Linked DNA regions of Homo sapiens: region 2 is linked to region 1. Evidence: chromatin loops called from intact Hi-C (ENCODE). Cell type or tissue: chondrocyte. All regions are shown on one strand. Each heading gives the region's core, and the rest is flanking DNA. Links, peaks and the distances in the headings are about the cores only.

Evidence for each region. Hi-C counts contacts between places; a loop is a spot of excess contacts. Peaks named below come from ENCODE experiments on the same cell type or tissue, not always from the same donor. Only the 100,000 strongest peaks of a DNase experiment are listed, where the experiment ranks them.
Region 2: it touches region 1 in a loop (2.4-fold over the local background); 4 of 110 quality-filtered maps call a loop at or near these places.

Annotation. Positions count from the first base shown.
Region 1 is chr6:84,759,041-84,767,536 of GRCh38, forward strand. It overlaps TBX18 (T-box transcription factor 18), which reads right to left and starts at 5,558. Exons shown (of 8, transcript NM_001080508.3): 1 at 4,850-5,558; 2 at 3,504-3,708; 3 at 1,215-1,316. The coding sequence starts at 5,141. LOC124901353 (a long non-coding RNA gene) reads left to right here and starts at 3,301. Exons shown (of 2, transcript XR_007059666.1): 1 at 3,301-3,446. RefSeq lists enhancers at 4,291-4,875, 4,876-5,459, 5,471-5,765. In chondrocyte, for the core only: CTCF peaks have their summits at 3,798 (motif pointing left), 4,000 and 5,735; DNase peaks (open chromatin) are centred at 3,721, 3,851, 4,871, 5,671 and 1 weaker place.
Region 2 is chr6:84,613,472-84,621,967 of GRCh38, forward strand. No RefSeq gene overlaps it. Among named protein-coding and RNA genes, the nearest start is that of TBX18-AS1, 72 kb to the right of the region's middle. In chondrocyte, for the core only: no CTCF peak of the experiment used is centred there; no DNase peak of the experiment used is centred there.

The DNA.
Region 1 (8,496 bases), core at 156-8,155:
AGAATTATATTATCTTCCTCAGCACAAAACCCCATTTGGAATATGGGTTTTAAATCAAGTATATTTAAAAAATGAACTTTAATGTTTTCTAGCTTCTGTCATGTGGTAGATCATTTTAGCAAAACTCCCTAATGACTTATTTAATTAAAATAACTTATACACAAAACAAATAATAAGACTGTCTTTTTTATTACCCCTTTCTGTAGTATTCTATATGTCCATGTACTAACTAAAATCTGTGTACTTTTGATACCAGTAGGCTATTTCAAAAAAGCGACTCCTTAAATTGTTGAAGTGATAAAAAACAAATCTGATTTTGTTTAAACTTACTAAAAGCTCTGTCCCATGCAACAACAAAAAGCGAGAAAGAAACGAAGACAAGCAAAATTTAAAACAGTATCTTCGAATCTTCCAAACACATAAAACTTCCTTATTTAAATGTTAATGTTTTTAGCTCTTCAGAAAAATATAAAGCATTGTCACTGAAAATTGCTGATTTGTTTTCTTGCAAAAAAAAAAAGAGTAAAGATTGGTTTGAAACTGAAGAACGTGTATATTTTCAAAATTTACTTGATCTTTACATAAATATGTCCTCTTTCAAAATCCAAATATTAGAAGTTTTTAAAAGTTATAACACATACCAAAAAAACAACAGAAAGGTAAAAATTTATTACCAGTTTAGTGATGTCTTAATATCACATAAATTAGAAGATTTTTATTTTTCTTACTTGTAGAAAACCTTAAATAATATTCTGAAATTAAAAAAAAAGCCTACAAACATTGATGGTTTTGTATGTAACAAGATAAAGGAAATTTACATGACCAAAAGATCACAAAGAAATTATGACTTTCCATTTAATATAATTTATATCTATAAACATTACATAACATTTCCTCTCAAAATTCGAATTGAAGTGTAAGTCAATATAAAAGACACATTTAGTTTGGCAACACCAAATTATCCCCTTTAAAAAGTTCTCAGTATTTGAAAACATTTCTCTATCTATTAAAAACAAAACAAAAATTAAGTTTCCACATTTGCCGCAAGAAAAGGCACCATCTGGGCCGCTGGCACCCATGGGCGTTAAAGTATGGATCTGGAAATTCTACAGACTTCTGGAAGCAAAGATCACAGTCCTCACAGATCAAACAGGCACTAGCCTGCAAAATCCTAGTGTTTTTTTTTTTAATTGTTCAGTATCTAATCACTGTACCTGTATCTTTTGTTGTCCACTGGTACAATATCCATGGCAATGTAATATTGCTGGTGAGGATCTAATCCAGAGATCTTCACTCTCATTGCTGGAAACATGCGCCTATTTAAAAAGGCGAAGAGAAAGAGGGTTTGGGGTTTTTGTTTGTGACTAAGGATGGAGCGTGAATAAGCAAAGAAACCTCTTGGATCTCTATTTTTAATATGGATAAATTTATAGTATTCACTTTGCCAATGTAATTCAAGGAGTCAGGACATAGAACATATCAGAACTGAGATTTTTAAATGTAATTTGTTGCACCCTGTGTACATGTGTTCTGTGTTTACTGAAATGTCAGTATAGCTAAAAGTAAAATAATTTTACACTGAGGGAGTAATGGCACAAAAGAAAGCATCTTATTTTTTAAACAAAATCGATAAGCATATTTACTTTAGTAATACAACTAATAAAATGTAACAAATGGTAGAAATACAAAATTTGGATCTCTGAAAGTGATAAAATACATTATAATGTGAAATTTTTAAAGGGTTATAAAAAACCACAAGGAGCCAATGTGCCATGCTATAACCAAACAATATGTTCTTTATTGAGACAGGACTTCCTGTCTGCAGCATGGTAAAGGTGAAGTGCAAAAGTTGCTCTAAATTTGAAAGGTATAGTAAAACTTCTTTATTGAAAGCAGAAACTAAACACAACGTATATTTACCAAATCATTTCTTCCCCCGCCATACCATGAAAATGTTTTCTTACTTAACCACACTTAAAACTTTGCTAATTAAAACAGATGAAAATTTGCATTTATCCTGGCTTCCCAAAGATGCATATCAAAGGAGATGCTAGAGTAAATGCACCCATCCTTTTAAAAAGGCACAGCAGCAAAGAATACAACAGTAAATTATTGTATATAAAAAACAAATACAGCAGTTTGATTTTTAAATATCATTTAATGACTTACGTTTAAGTCCCTTCCAAGGAAATCTAATTTTTGTTAATTTAACCTTATAACAGAAATTTTAGTAGTTATTTACCAAATTTTTTTCTATAACAAAAATACCATGAAAGACTACTCCTAGAAAAAAATAAAGTCTATTACTCCTAACTAGGTATGGGAACAGTTTAATACGCTGGCTGTTTTAGTATTATTTCAGTGCACCTGTAAGATAAAGAGTAAAGGTCTTTAACTACATCCTTTATAAGACAACTATTGCTTTGTGTTGGTGAAGACTGAATTTGGATCATTAATAAAAGCTCTGTGAAAATGTAGAAGGTAGCATATGGATTCAATAAAATATGTTTTTTTGTAATTTCTAATAAGTTTGGATACTTTTTATGCTATCCAGGTTTTTACCATGTGTACTCCCTGAAAGAGTTGTGTGTGCTTTCTAAAGTTCCGTTTAAGGAAGCTTATTATTCATAGATTTCACTGCACTAAATAAACTGAAAACTTTAAAATGCAAATATTCATGTGCCTACCTCAAATTAATATGATCTGCCCAACAAATCCATTTATTTTACTAACCAATGGATGGGAAAATTTCACACTTTTTAAAAAACCGATGTACCTTTTTATAAAAAATTTTTAAGTATTCCTCAGCAAATTCAGGCTGTGTTGGATTCCATTTAGGACAAAAATAAATAAATAAATAACCAGGTACTCTAAATCTATAAACAGGATGCTTTTTAAAAATCAGGGTAATTATTCTTGCACCTATACATGATTAAACATGTATTGTGGGTGAGTCCAGTGACTTTTCCTCCTAGTCTAATATGAAATAGCAGGACAGATCATCTTATCAAATTGCCAGGATATCTTCTGATAAAGAACCAATCTGCCTGGGAGTTTCAAATCTGAAAAAGCAAATCATAGTTTACTGGAGTAAACTGCTGTTTAAAAATAAAAGAGAAAGGAAAAAAAAAAGAATGTTTCCTAGTTCCAGAACTGACAACTAGAGCCTAAATAAATACCTGGACAAGGGTAAATATGACCTCAAATTTATAACCGCCCTGAACGCAGAACATCAACCGCGACAGCTGTGGCATCAGCGGCGACAGTAATTTTCTCCCTGGCATTCAACCAGAGGGCAGTTGGACTGTGCACCGACTGCACTAGTGGTGGGTAGCCAAAGCTAGCCTCCAAAGTGAACCACGGTCTGGGGCCTGGTCCCGTTTGACCGAAAATGCTATCCAGAACCCCCACCGAGCTGCAGGCCCTTCTTCCTGATTGAGCTAGAGGTGAGTGAAGACAGGGTCTGGGGTAGGGAGGGGCGTCCACGCCAGCTTGCCCATTACCTGCCGGCCTTGGTGATGATCATCTCAGTGCCTATCTCATGAAAGCGCTTCCAGAGCTCGGCTCCCTGCAGATCCACCCGCGGGGCCTGCGGCGAGGGCAGAGGGGTCCCGGGCCGGGCCAGGGAGCGCGCCGGAGACCCCTTGGGGGAGCCTCCCGGTGACGCCAGAGGGGAAGCTCCCTGCTGGAAGCCGTCCTCACAGCCGCCTGGACAGCAAAGGACAGAGAAAGGGAACTGGTGAGGGAAACAGAGGGGAAGCCAGCCGCGGAGACGGGCCCACCTGGTGGCTGAGAAGAGGAAAATGACCGGGAGAAAAGGGGAAGCTTTGGTGCCATCAGGTCCTCCTAAAGAACAAGCCAGTCGATAGACACCCACATTCTGCCTGTCGAAGGGGCGCATTCAGAGCTCCAGTGTGGCCTGCTTGGTCCCCAAGTCCCAAGCCCGGGAGAGGCGCGCGGGCAGCGTCCACCCCACCCGCTGGGCCTCCGCAGGGCCAAGGCCCCAGCAGAAAAGGCTTCACGCCGCCGCCGGGGTCTGGGACGCTTGCCCGACGGAGTCAGAGGAGCTCCCGGGTCCAGAGTCCCCAGTGCAAACTCCGACGCAACCTGCGCCTCGAAGCGCAAGCAGCAAAAGCGCCCGGACTCTGGTCCCAAGAGCCTGGGCCTCCTTAAGCCATAAGCGTCTGCGGCGCCTCGCTTTGGGCCTTCTTTTGGGCCGGGCCGGAGGCATCTTCTAGAAGGCTCTTCAGACCCCGCTTTCGCCAAACTCCCGGCGCCCTGCGCTTCCAGCCCAGCAGAGAAAAGTGTGAAAAGCAAGCCCGCGGTCGCCGTCGGCCTTGGCAGAGAAATCAAGAGGAGAAGGGAAGGGAACCGCTCAACTACCCTTCGGGAAACCAAGTTTCCAAATATGCCGCCCTCTTCCTGGTTTGCACAAACGGTTTAGGGCATTCGTTCCGGTTTCAGGGTGGGGTATGCCGTCGCTCCCCTCCTCCCCGCCCTGTGCTTTTAAAAGTTAGGAAACAAAAAAGAGCACCCATTGGCTGGAACCCCAAGGGAGGCAGATGCAGGAAGCACAGAGCTGCACCGCTAGGCGCAGCAAACAGCCGCGGCCGAAGGCGCGGGTCGCCGAGTGGGCGGCGGCCGCCCGCGAGGCGAGCCTGGAAGCAGTATCTGAACCGTCTGGAGGGTGACCAGGTTGCGCGGCGAGCTTTGCGACTGACACGGCCAATGCGCTAGTGGCTGAGTGGCCTTGGCCATGTAGGGACGCGGCGCGCACGCACACCCACAGACTCGCAGAAGTTCAGGTTCGCGCCGGAGAGAAGTTATAGGCAGGAAGGGGCCCACTCACCCGCGGCTCCGCGCTCCAGGTCTGCGCCACTCCGAGCCGGCCCAGACGTCGCCCCAGCCGGCGGCGGGAGCGCAGCGCCTTCGTCTCCCTCAGAAGAACCCTTTTCGCCCGCGCCGCCGCCGCGGCTGCAGCCTCCGTCGTCCACGGCCCCCGCCGCCTCTTCGGCGCCCAGTTTTCGCCGCTTCTTCTGAAGCTGTTGCTGCTTCTCGGCGCCGATCAGCGCCTCCACCGAGAAAGCGTGCGCCTTGAGGCTTAGCATGCTGCACGGCGAGCCCCTTCGCTTCTCGGCCATCCCCCCCGCCCCGCGCCCGCCCGCCCCTCTCTCATATACACTCACGCGGGCACACGCGCGCTCTCGCTCTTCCCCCACCAAAAACTAAAAGGCTCTCGGGGCCTCCCGAGATCTGCCCCCTTCCCCACCGCGGGCAAAAAACAGATTTGGCGTTTCCGCTTTCTCGCTTGTGTTGGGATCCAGGAACCGGCGACGCGCCGGCCAAGTCTCCTTTCCTGGGTCTCTCTCGCGCGCTCTCTCACTGATGCACTCCTTTGCTCCCACCCCTTCCACCTCCTCCTGCTGCTCCGAGGTCTGCCTCAACTGATGCGCCAGAGAGGACTAACATGGGTAAAAAACACTCTGTGGACACAAATTAGGGATTGTAATTGAAATTTGTTGCCTTGATCTGTCAGCACTTCCAGGCAGGAGAGCGGTGGGAAGAACTTGCTCATTAGTGTCAATAAAGCGGCGGGGGCGGAGCCCGGGTCCCTGTCCATCACCCAGACGGCCGGCCAATCAGGAGGCGCCGACTCCGCGCAGCCCGCGCCCACTTCCTTACAAGGTAGCGAAAAACCAGGAGTGAAAAGCGCCGCTGTCTGGCTTGGATGTGCCAGCCACACGGACGCTGAACTCTGTCTCTCTGACGTCCGTAGCTGAGTCCAGCCCCGTAGTCTCCAGCTTTCCTCACCAGGACCTGGAAAGGCGGAAGTTCCCGGCTTTAAACTAGACGTTCAACAAGTTAGAAAATCAGGAATCTTTCAAGGTTCCGTAAATTGCCGTCCCACTTCCGTATCGCTTAATGTTGCTACAACTCAGAATATTGGGAAGCTGGGAAGAATTCGCAGGCCCCTCCTTTCTCATTTAAATGTTCCTGCACTCAGTCTGCGCCAGATATGGCTTAGGCTTATTTAAACTTTACTCCGTGATTTTTTTCTTAGGGGATACCAGGTTAAGAAATATGTAAATCCTTTAGGAGTGCAAAATGTTACGTTAACGCTCAGTCCGTCATATAAATGTCAGAAAAAGCACGCCCTTTCCGCAGCCCACCTTTTCTTTCAAAGAGTGGTAGTTATTTTAAAACGTAGGTCATGGGATTTTCATTCTGTACGTCTTTAACGATATGGACAACTTTAAAACCCCTTAAAACTTCGCAAAATGAAATAAGTATGAAGACGCAATAAAATTCCCCATTTGAAAAACTTCTCTGTGATTTAAGTAAGTTTATATTTGTCCTACTGTTGACAATTTACAATCGTTACTTCAGGCTTTTAAGGAGTCCATTGATGTATTTAAAACAAATTTAATAAAATCAGTGCTTTTTAATTAAATGACACCAAACATATATATTTGTACAATTTGTTTTGTAGTTTCAACTCGACTTTTTGTTAGGATTAACAAATATATATATATATGTTTGGTATAAATAGAGCAAATCTCTTGTGGAATAAAATTAATCGTGCATATTACTCCATCTTTTGTATAAAATACACGGCAGGCCGGGCGCGGTGGCTCACGCCTGTATTCCCAGCACTTTGAGAGGCCTACGCGGGCGGATCACGAGGTCAAGAGATCGAGACCATCCTGGCCAACATGGTGAAACCCCCGTCTCTACTAAATAAATAAATAAATACAAATAGTAGCTGGGCGTGGTGGTGCACGCCTGTAGTCCCAGCTACTCGGGAGGCTGAGGCAGGAGAATCGCTTGAACTCGGGAGGCGGAGGTTGCAGTGAGCCCAGATCGCGCTACTGTACTCCAGCCTGGCGACGCAGCAAGACTCCGTCTCTGTCTCTCTCTCTGTCTCCATATGTGTGTGTGTGTATATATATATATATATATATGACAAAGGAATTTTTTCCTCTCCCTCGTCCCTCGTTTAATTCAATCTCCGCAACCGTTGGCTGCCCTTTTATCTCTGACTTCTCTGTAAACTTTCAGTAGAGTAGCATTTGGGGGTAGATCCGCCACTGAGACTGATCCTTTTATTGTAGAAGAGAACGCGCGGTTCCTGGAGGCCGGACACCACAGCGGGAGTAGGAACCTGGCAGGCGATGAGCAGAGGCACGAGCAAGCCGCCCAGCCAAACCTGGCAGCCTTGAGGTCAAAAATGATTTTGTAATATCCTTGCGGAGGAAGCCTCTTTTAGACGCCTGAGAAACAAACTCAGTTGGGAGGAGGTGTTTTGCATTTTACAAAATGAAGGCTTTGCGACCGGTTTAGAGCTGTGTGGTCCCTAGTGGGTCTCCAAGCTCCGGGGTACCCTAGGCCGGTATTACATCATTAAAAAGAAGCGCAAATCCCATTTCTGAAGCTTAGCCGAAGGCAGGCGCCGGCAGGGAGAGCTAAGAGGCCGCCTAGAGAGTTTGGGCCGGGAGTGGGAGTGGGACAAGGCGGGAGCTAACTTAGCTGGAGTAGACGCCAGAAGAAGTTCCGTTCAGCTGAGGTGCCCCGCCCCAATCCCAGGCTCTCGGGGACCCCAAGAAGGGAGCTACCCGGTGCTTCTCCGAGCGGTCCTTACAGCTTTGGAGACTCTGCTGCTGCCCAGGGGTGTAGTCGTCGGAGCCCTCGGGCCTGCTGGGGCTCAGCAGGGGTAGTGGGAGCCCCTACCCTGGGAGAAACTGCCAGGGACAAACACTGTTTGCTGACGCAAAGCCTGTTCCGCAAAGGAGTTCTCCCTGTATATGTCCTGCAGCTCAAACTGATTTAGAAAGGGATACACAGGCCTGCAAGGCGCTCTCGGGATCATACAGCCTCACGCCCTCTTCTTTTCCTCTGCCATTTCTTTATGTCTTTCGCCTTCACCCTGGGCAGCAGACCCCAGCAGGCGGGGAAACCCGGGGACTGGTGTCCGCATTGCCGAAAGGCTGGAAAGCAGAGCCTCGTCTACATCCACGATGTTTCTAGAACGTGGCCCTTAGAAATAATTCAAGTGTGAGTAGGGCGCCGAGGACAGGACAAGGCGTTTGCCCCCTAGTCCTGCTACTGGCTAAGGAGAATCATAGCAGTAGAGCCGCACCACTGCTGCCGCCGCCTCCAACTTGCGTTAAGTTCGGCTCAGGCTACTGGATTGGGCAGGACCAGCTAACCCAGGTCCCGAGGGGCAGTGTGTCACAGACTGCAGCCCACTCCAACCTCGGCTCCTGGAGAAGGGGCGTCGAATCTCTCTTGGGCATGGGAGGGAAAGACATTCCGAGTTGGCTGGGCGGAGTGGCAGCCTTGAGAGTGACGAGTGACAGCAAAGCCTCGTCCTAGCAAGGCCTTTTACCAACAGCGCGGCATGCCCTTTCGAGGAGAGCGCCAGGCCCTCGCACTTTGCAAGTCAAGAGAGCAAAGAAAGCGGGGACAGGGCGCGTAATCGCAATGTCCGGTCGCGCG
Region 2 (8,496 bases), core at 75-8,074, 150 kb before region 1:
GAGCTACTGCACAGCTAAAGAAACTACCATCAGAGTGAACAGGCAACCTACAACATGGGAGAAAATTTTCGCAACCTACTCATCTGACAAAGGGCTAATATCCAGAATCTACAATGAACTCAAACAAATTTACAAGAAAAAAACAACCCCATCAAAAAGTGGGTGAAGGACATGAACAGACACTTCTCAAAAGAACACATTTATGCAGCCAAAAAACACATGAAGAAATGCTCATCATCACTGGCCATCAGAGAAATGCAAATCAAAACCACTATGAGATATCATCTCACACCAGTTAGAATGGCAATCATTAAAAAGTCAGGAAACAACAGGTGCTGGAGAGGATGTGGAGAAATAGGAACACTTTAACACTGTTGGTGGGACTGTAAACTAGTTCAACCATTGTGGAAGTCAGTGTGGCGATTCCTCAGGGATCTAGAACTAGAAATACCATTTGACCCAGCCATCCCATTACTGGGTATATACCCAAATGAGTATAAATCATGCTGCTATAAAGACACATGCACACGTATGTTTATTGCGGCACTATTCACAATAGCAAAGACTTGGAACCAACCCAAATGTCCAACAATGATAGACTGGATTAAGAAAATGTGGCACATATACACCATGGAATACTATGCAGCCATAAAAAATGATGAGTTCATGTCCTTTGTAGGGACATGGATGAAATTGGAAACCATCATTCTCAGTAAACTATCGCAAGAACAAAAAACCAAACACCGCATATTCTCACTCATAGGTGGGAATTGAACAATGAGATCACATGGACACAGGAAGGGGAATATCACACTCTGGGGACTGTGGTGGGGTCGGGGGAGGGGGGAGGGATAGCATTGGGAGATATACCTAATGCTAGATGACACATTAGTGGGTGCAGCGCACCAGCATGGCACATGTATACATATGTAACTAACCTGCACAATGTGCACATGTACCCTAAAACTTAGAGTATAATAAAAAAAAAAAAAAAAAAAAAGAAATGTTTTTTTTAAAAAAAAAAAAAAAAAAGAAATGTCAGGGGAAAGTTAATATTTTATTTCAAATTTCCTTCTTAATGACTGAGACATTACAAGAGGAGAAAGAATTGAAAGGGAAATATTTACTTATAAAACCAAAGAATTTAAAAATTAATCAGAAAACACTACAAATATGGTTTCATTTATTCTTCTCCTCCTCTTCTTCCTCTTTCTTCTCCATTTTAGAATTCTTCCACAGTTAATAGAAAGAGATTAGAAAATAACCTTCCTTAAATTAAGATATCTGTACATAAAAACCTAGCTTACCTGACAAACTTCCTGAAGAATTTGGCAAAGCTCTTGGGGTAGATGTGGATGTTTTCTCCTGGTATTCCTCAAATACCAGCAGAGAAGGTACACTAGTTCCTCACCTAATCCATTATTTCAGGTCTTGCCTTATGACAGCATTTCTCAAGTGTGTTTTTGTTAATAGAGTCAATGGCTTTCCATACCTTACTCAAGAAAAGAGATTCCTTGATGAAAGAATTTTAGGAAAAGAAAATCAGGAAAATTAAGTTGTTGTGCTTTGTACATGTTTGTTTGCTTAGCAGTTAAGACTTCCCATGATCAAGTGTGAATAACTCTCTCAAATAATATACTATTTAGAACTGTCACAATCCCAAATGAAAAGAACGCAGGCTTTATGCGTTTAAAATCTAAGTTTCAATCTGTCAAGACTCTGGGAAGGTGCCCTAATCTTTCTCTTTCTTCATTTCTTAATTTGTAAAATGGGAATGGAAGTAGGTTCATAGCATCACTACAAAGAGCAAATATGATTGTTCATGTAAAGTGTCTACTCAGCACAGTGCCTGGCACATGAGCAGCCTCCAATAAATGGCAGTGATAATCCTAATGGAACATACCCCTTGCAATGACAATTGATCTTTGTGCATAGGGCAGCAGTATTCTTCCTGTGGGATTAGTGTTCAACAACCTTGGAAGAGGAGCATTCTCATTGCAAAAGAAAATTGTCAGGAATGACACAGATCTTCTCTCACCAGATATATCTTCCTCAGGTTCATGAACTTTTAACCAGTATGGGTCATGAATATGAGCTAAATTATTTTGTGATAAAATGTCCAGAATCAAATATTCCTTCAACCCCACAACAACCTAGAGATAACAAGCATTTTCAGGGAGACTTGGCTAAATTTCAGAATTTTTTTTTTTTTGCATTCATTTTGAAACTCTCTTCTTATCCAAAGACCACAAGCAGTTGAGCCTTGAATTGATCATCTGGATTCCATCATGTTACATTTGTTTCTATTTGTGCATTTTGTAGTATGCACTCTTTTCATCATGGTTGCCATAGATTCCATTGAAATTTTAAAATTTAAATTACAGTAGGAACATTAAATTCTCCCCTAGAATTTACATTAAATTCATCTTAATATAAAAAATTAAAAAAATTACTCATTTTGTTATTCATTCAGTCATTCATTTCTATGCAGAAAATTCTGGTTTTTGCCTGTGCTATTTAGTTATCTCTGCCTACCAAGCTCTTACGCATTCTCAGATCTCTTTCCTTCTAAAAGTCTATAATAACCTCTTCAGCCAAAGACAATTTCCCCCCTCACCTAGAAACCTACATATATTTCAAATGGCATGTGTTACCCACCACCGTGGAGGGGAGTTCTACATATTGCATGTTTTCCATCTCCCCAAAAAGACCATGACTGCTTAAAGAGATGACCTCATCATCTCTGTACTCTCCATAGTATAATACCTTGTATATAATTTGTTGTCAATAAATAGTCATGCACTTCTGTGGTTACCAAAAGGTTAGATTGCTTCTGGTAGCACAGTGGTTTTTTAAAAACCATATTAATTTTTCCATGTTCTGAAAGTAAAGATAAAGGAAAAAAATTTATCTGAGCAATGCAGAAGTCAAGATGGATTTTGCTGGAGGAGTGGAAGGACAGAGGTGAAAATTTGTAGTCCAGCTCTTCCTTTTCTTTCATCATAAATAGTGTTTTGACTCATGTGACATGATCTTAACATGTGCATATATCAAAGAATCCCTGAATGGAGATACATCATGAAATAAAGGCAAAAAGTGTATTTCTTCTTTTCCCTTACTTTTGAAAAAAATTCCTAAATTTAAAAATAGTCCCTGTTCTGCATTCATTATTCAGATATTTTTCATAGCCAAATGGTTACATAGAATGGGGATCCTGTGGGTTAATGGCTCCAAGAACTATAAAAAATAACAAAACTAAAGTAAAAGAGTTGATATAGAGGAGATTTTTGAAGACTAAAAAACATGACAAAATTTAAAAATCCACTAAACTCTACAAACAACTCTAAAGCTCACAGTCCTATACAATATTGTCACCTTGAAATCTGATTTCTGAGCTCAGCACCAGCAAAATGGCTACCAAAGAGTGATGACAAGAAGCAGTAAAGTATTCTCTGTACTGTCACCAACTGAGATCGTAGTAAAGGACACACTATTCTACGGCTTCACTTAGATGAGGGCATAGGATCAGAAAAGAAAACAAGGGCACAAATGGGTGACTTTGAATTCATCAGAGCACAAAACACAAAGTAGCAAATAATTAGACTGAGACAGAAAGTATTAGCAGAAAGGTGAGTCTAAGAATTCTATCTAAACTTCAACTAAATGTGATCAAAACCACTAATGGGGTTAAATTGAACACTCAGCAACCTGGATAGACTTAGGGCAACCATCTAAACTACAAAAGAAACATTTGCCTGTCAGGAAAATGAAACATTGGAATCCACCCTTGAAGAAAAGTGTGGCACCAGCATTCCTGAAAATCTTTCAAAGAGAATACACCAACTTCTGTGAGTATGGCCAGGTTCATGACTGATGGTGCAAACTTATTGCTAAGATAGGTTGGGTTGGAAGAGTGGGACAACCTTCCAAAAGGCAAATGGACTCAATGACTTCCCTTAAAATAAACATATATCCTTCAAGAGAATATATCTACAAAGAATATAAAAATGAATGTAATATTTATAGGTAGTTTTAAGGTTAATAAACAAAATAACCTAGAGCAAATGGTAGGCAGCAATATGAGGCATTAAGAAAGGGAAGACAACCCTTAATGAGTCCTAAAGGAAGGACATCTCTTAAAATACTAAAGGAAAATCTAATAAAACACAAAGGAATTAAAATACTATAAATAATCAACTTTGTCCTTTTTTAAATTTATGTTACTCATTAAGATCAAATAGTGCCAATTTTTGTTGAGAAATATTGTTTGTTTGGCATGTTAATGAAAGAATGAATGAATGAATGTGCGTTTATTGAGCACCTGCTTTTTCCCAAGCCCTAGGCACTTTCTCAATTATCTCATTTAATTCTCACAACAACCCTGTCAGTTAGGAATTATTATCCCAATTATATTATTAAGAAAATAGACTCATAAATGTTAAAGAGCCCAAAGACACACAGCTATTGTAATAAAGAGCAGGGCCAGATTTCCAACCCAGGTCTTTTGATTTCATGCTGCATTTTCTGTTCAGAAGGAAACTCATTGCTTCTCTTTCTAAAAATAAATCATCATTGCTGGCAAAATTTTGCTTGTCCAAAGGACTTCTGGATCTACCTGGAGACCTTTGGAATCAGCACCAAAATTGGAACCGTTTAATGAGAGTCTGGGCAATTACCCCATCATGCCCAGCAAACGGGAAAATGAGCCTTTGGCTTGACTCATGTATTTAACTGTTGTTTCAGGAGAGGCCCAAAAGGAAAAGTGGTTACGTCAATTGTATTTTAAAAGAGTGACTAAGTTGTGAGCATTTCCAAAAACATATTTTTCTTCAGAGTTTAGTTTTACTATCTTTGGAGACAATGACTCAGGCATCTCTTTGTTGCCTGCTCTCTAATTAGCAAGTTCTAAAGACATCGCACTCAGAAAAGAGGAAAAGTAGCCTTGATTTTGTTCAAAACTTCACTCATATCGTCCCCTAAATGAACTTCTAAAAATGCTATCAAGCTACTACAGAAGCTGATGAAAGGAGAAAGTACACCGCCTGTTACAACAAGCTTCCCTAGAAGCACAAGCCCAGCCCTCTGACACAGGCTTTCAAAGGTTGCCAAGGTCTTCAGACACACGTTTTATCAGACACCTATTTACTCTGTGACCCTCTAGAGTGCCAGTCAAGTGCTGGTGGGTTGTAAGATACACAGTTTTATCACCACTTCCTAACGTGAAGAGAACCAGAACCAGAACACAGGAGGGGAAGAGAAGGAAGAAGACTGGAAGGGTGAAGAGCAATTTTTCCAAATCAGTCTAAGGGAGAATTGGGCCATAGCATTTTTTTTTTCACATGAAAACATGATGAAAAAGAAGAAAAAAGGCCCACACGATTTGTTTTATGGACTTTCAGAAGAAACTGCCTCAATGCTCTGCATCCCAGGAGCTGTTAAACTCTCTCTTACTTCCAGGCCTCCCAGTGACTCCCTGCAGAGAAGGGCATTACTGAGATTGCAGCTGATTGCGGCTGAGCTGCTGCAGTCAGGCTGCACTCAGTTTGATAGTCCCAAGAGAAATGGAGCGTAGGACATTTAGGTTTCAGCATCACCAAGGCGTTTTCAACAGAGGCGAGTTCCTGATTATGAGGGAATGTGGCAGGTTTGTTTTACACAGTTATCAAAACCCCAAACATTTTAAGAGACCGAGCACTGAATATGTTATACACTGGCAGAGTGTGGGGTGATTCTAGGATCATTAATTAGCAAACACCCTTGAGTCACCTATTTAGAACAATGAATGAAATGCCGTAAGAAAATTCTGAAACAGAGTGAGTCAAATCACTCCAGTAGACTTTGCTAGGGGGGCTGTGAGGGTTTAAAAAATATTTAGTTACAAATTTTTTAAAATCAGATAATTCACCTGAAAATACAGATATTTGACTTCTCTTTAACAGTCGAGAGACCCGACAACGTTGAGGAGATCCACATTTCAGCATGATATCAGCAAGCAGCCAACACTGAGAATCCCTGACCCTTTTATTCTCATTATTTAATTGACAAAAATAATTGTATATATTACATATTTATGGAGTATAATGTGATAATTCGATACATGTTTACATTGCGGAATACTAAATCAAGTTTTATCAAATGTATCACCTCACATACTCATCATTTTTTTGCAGTGAAAATATTTAAAATCTACTATTTTAGTAATTTTGAAATATACAAGCATTATTATGTATTATAGTTGCCATTTGGTGCAATAGGTCACTAAAGCTTACTCTTCCTGTCTGACTGAAATTTTGTACCCTTTCATCAACATCTCCTCTTCCCCATCCAGATCCTTTTCCCAACTCATGGTAACTGCCATTCCACTATCTATGTGTTCAAGTATTTTGTATTCCACAAATAAGTGGGAGCATGCTGTCCTTGTCCTTTTTTTTAAGTTTAATTTTATTTTTAGTTGACACATAATAATTATACACATTATGGGGTACAATGTGATGTTTTGATATATGTGTACACTGCATAACCATCAAATCAAAGTAATTAGCAGGTCCATCACCTCAAATATTTATTATTTTTTGTGGTTGAAACATTCAAAATCCTCTCTTCTAGCTATTTTGAAATTACTTGTTTGTTAACTATGGTTACCTTGCTGTGCAATAGAACATCAGAACTTATTCCTCTATCCTAACTGTAACTTTTACCTGTTGACCGACCTGTCCCCATCCCCTCCCCCATCACTTCTCCAGCTTCTGATAATCATTATTCTACTCTCCACTTCTTTTCTTTTTTTTTCCAACTTTTTTTTTAAATTCAGGGGGTACATAGGCAGGTTTGGTATCTGGACATATTGCATGATGCTGAAGTTTGGGGTATGAATGATCCTATCACCCAGGTACTGAGCATACTACCCGATAGGTAATTTTTCAACCCCTGACCCCGCTTCCTCCCTCCTACCTCTAGTGATCCCAAGTGTCTATTGTTGCCATTTTTATGTCCATGTCTACTCTCTACTTCCATTAAGATAAATTTTTTTAGAGTTCACATATAAGTAAGACCATGCAGCATTTTTCTCTCTATATTTAGCTTATTTCATTTAATGTCTTCCATGTTCATCCATGTTGTTGCAAATGACAGGATTTCATGCTCTTTTATGGCTGAATAGTATTCCATTATGTGTATATGCCACATTTTCTTTATCCATTCATTCATTGATGAACACTTAGGTTGATTCTATATCTTGGCTATTGTGAAGAGTGCTGCAATAAACACTGAGTGCAAGTATCTCTTTGAAATACTGATTTCATTTCTTTTGTATATATGACCAGGAGTCGGATTGCTGAATTATACAGTAGGTCTGTTTTTTAGTACTTTGAAGAACCTCTATACTGTTTTTTATAATGACTAATTTACATTCCCACCAACAGTGAGTGTTTCCCTTTCTTCACATCCTTGCCAACACTTGTTATCTTTTGTCGTTTTGATAATAGCCATTCTAACTGGAATGAGGTTCTTATTATGATTTGGATTTGGATTTCCCTGATGATTAGTGATACTGAACAGGTTTTATAAACCTGTTGATCATTTGTGTATCTTCTTTTGAGAAATGTCTATTCAAGTCTGTCATCCATTTTAAAATCAGATTTTTAAAGCTATTGAGTTGTTTGAGTTCCTTATACATTCTGAATATTAACCCTATGTCAGACGTACGGTTCACAAATAATTTCTTGCATCCTGTAGATTGTCTGTTCACTACATTGATTATTTCCTTTGCTGTGCAAGGAGGTGAAAGATCTATCCACTGAAAACTATAAAACATTGATAAAAGAAATTGAAGAAGACGCAATTGAAAAGATATCCTGTGCTCATTGATTAAAATAATGAATATTGTTAAAATAACCATACTACCTAACATGATGATACATTTAATGTAATCCCCACCAAAATGCCAACGACACTCTTCACAGAAATAGAAAAAACAATGCTAAAATTCATATGAAACCACAAATAACCCCCAAAACCAAAGCAATCTTGAGCAAAAAGAACAAATCCGGATGCATCAAACTATCTGACTTCAAAATATACTACAAACTTATAGTAACTAAAGCAGTATGGTATTGGGAGAAAAACAGACAAATAGACCAATGGAATAGAATAGGGAGTCTAGAACTAAATCCACACATCTACAGCCAACTGATTTTTGACAAAGGTGCCAAAAAACACAAATTGAGGAAAGGAAAGTATCTTCAATAAATGGTGTTGTGAAAATTGGATATGCACATGCCACAAAGAATGAAAATAGACCCTTCTCCCTCATCATATACAAAATTTAATTCTAAATGGATTAAAGAATTAAATGCAAGACCCAAAATTATGAAACTACTATAAAAAGAAACAGGGGTGGGCGCGGTGGCTCATGCCTGTAATCCTAGTACTTTGGGAGGCCGAGGCGGGCAGATCAAGAGGTCAGGAGATCAAGACCATGCTGGCTAACATGATGAA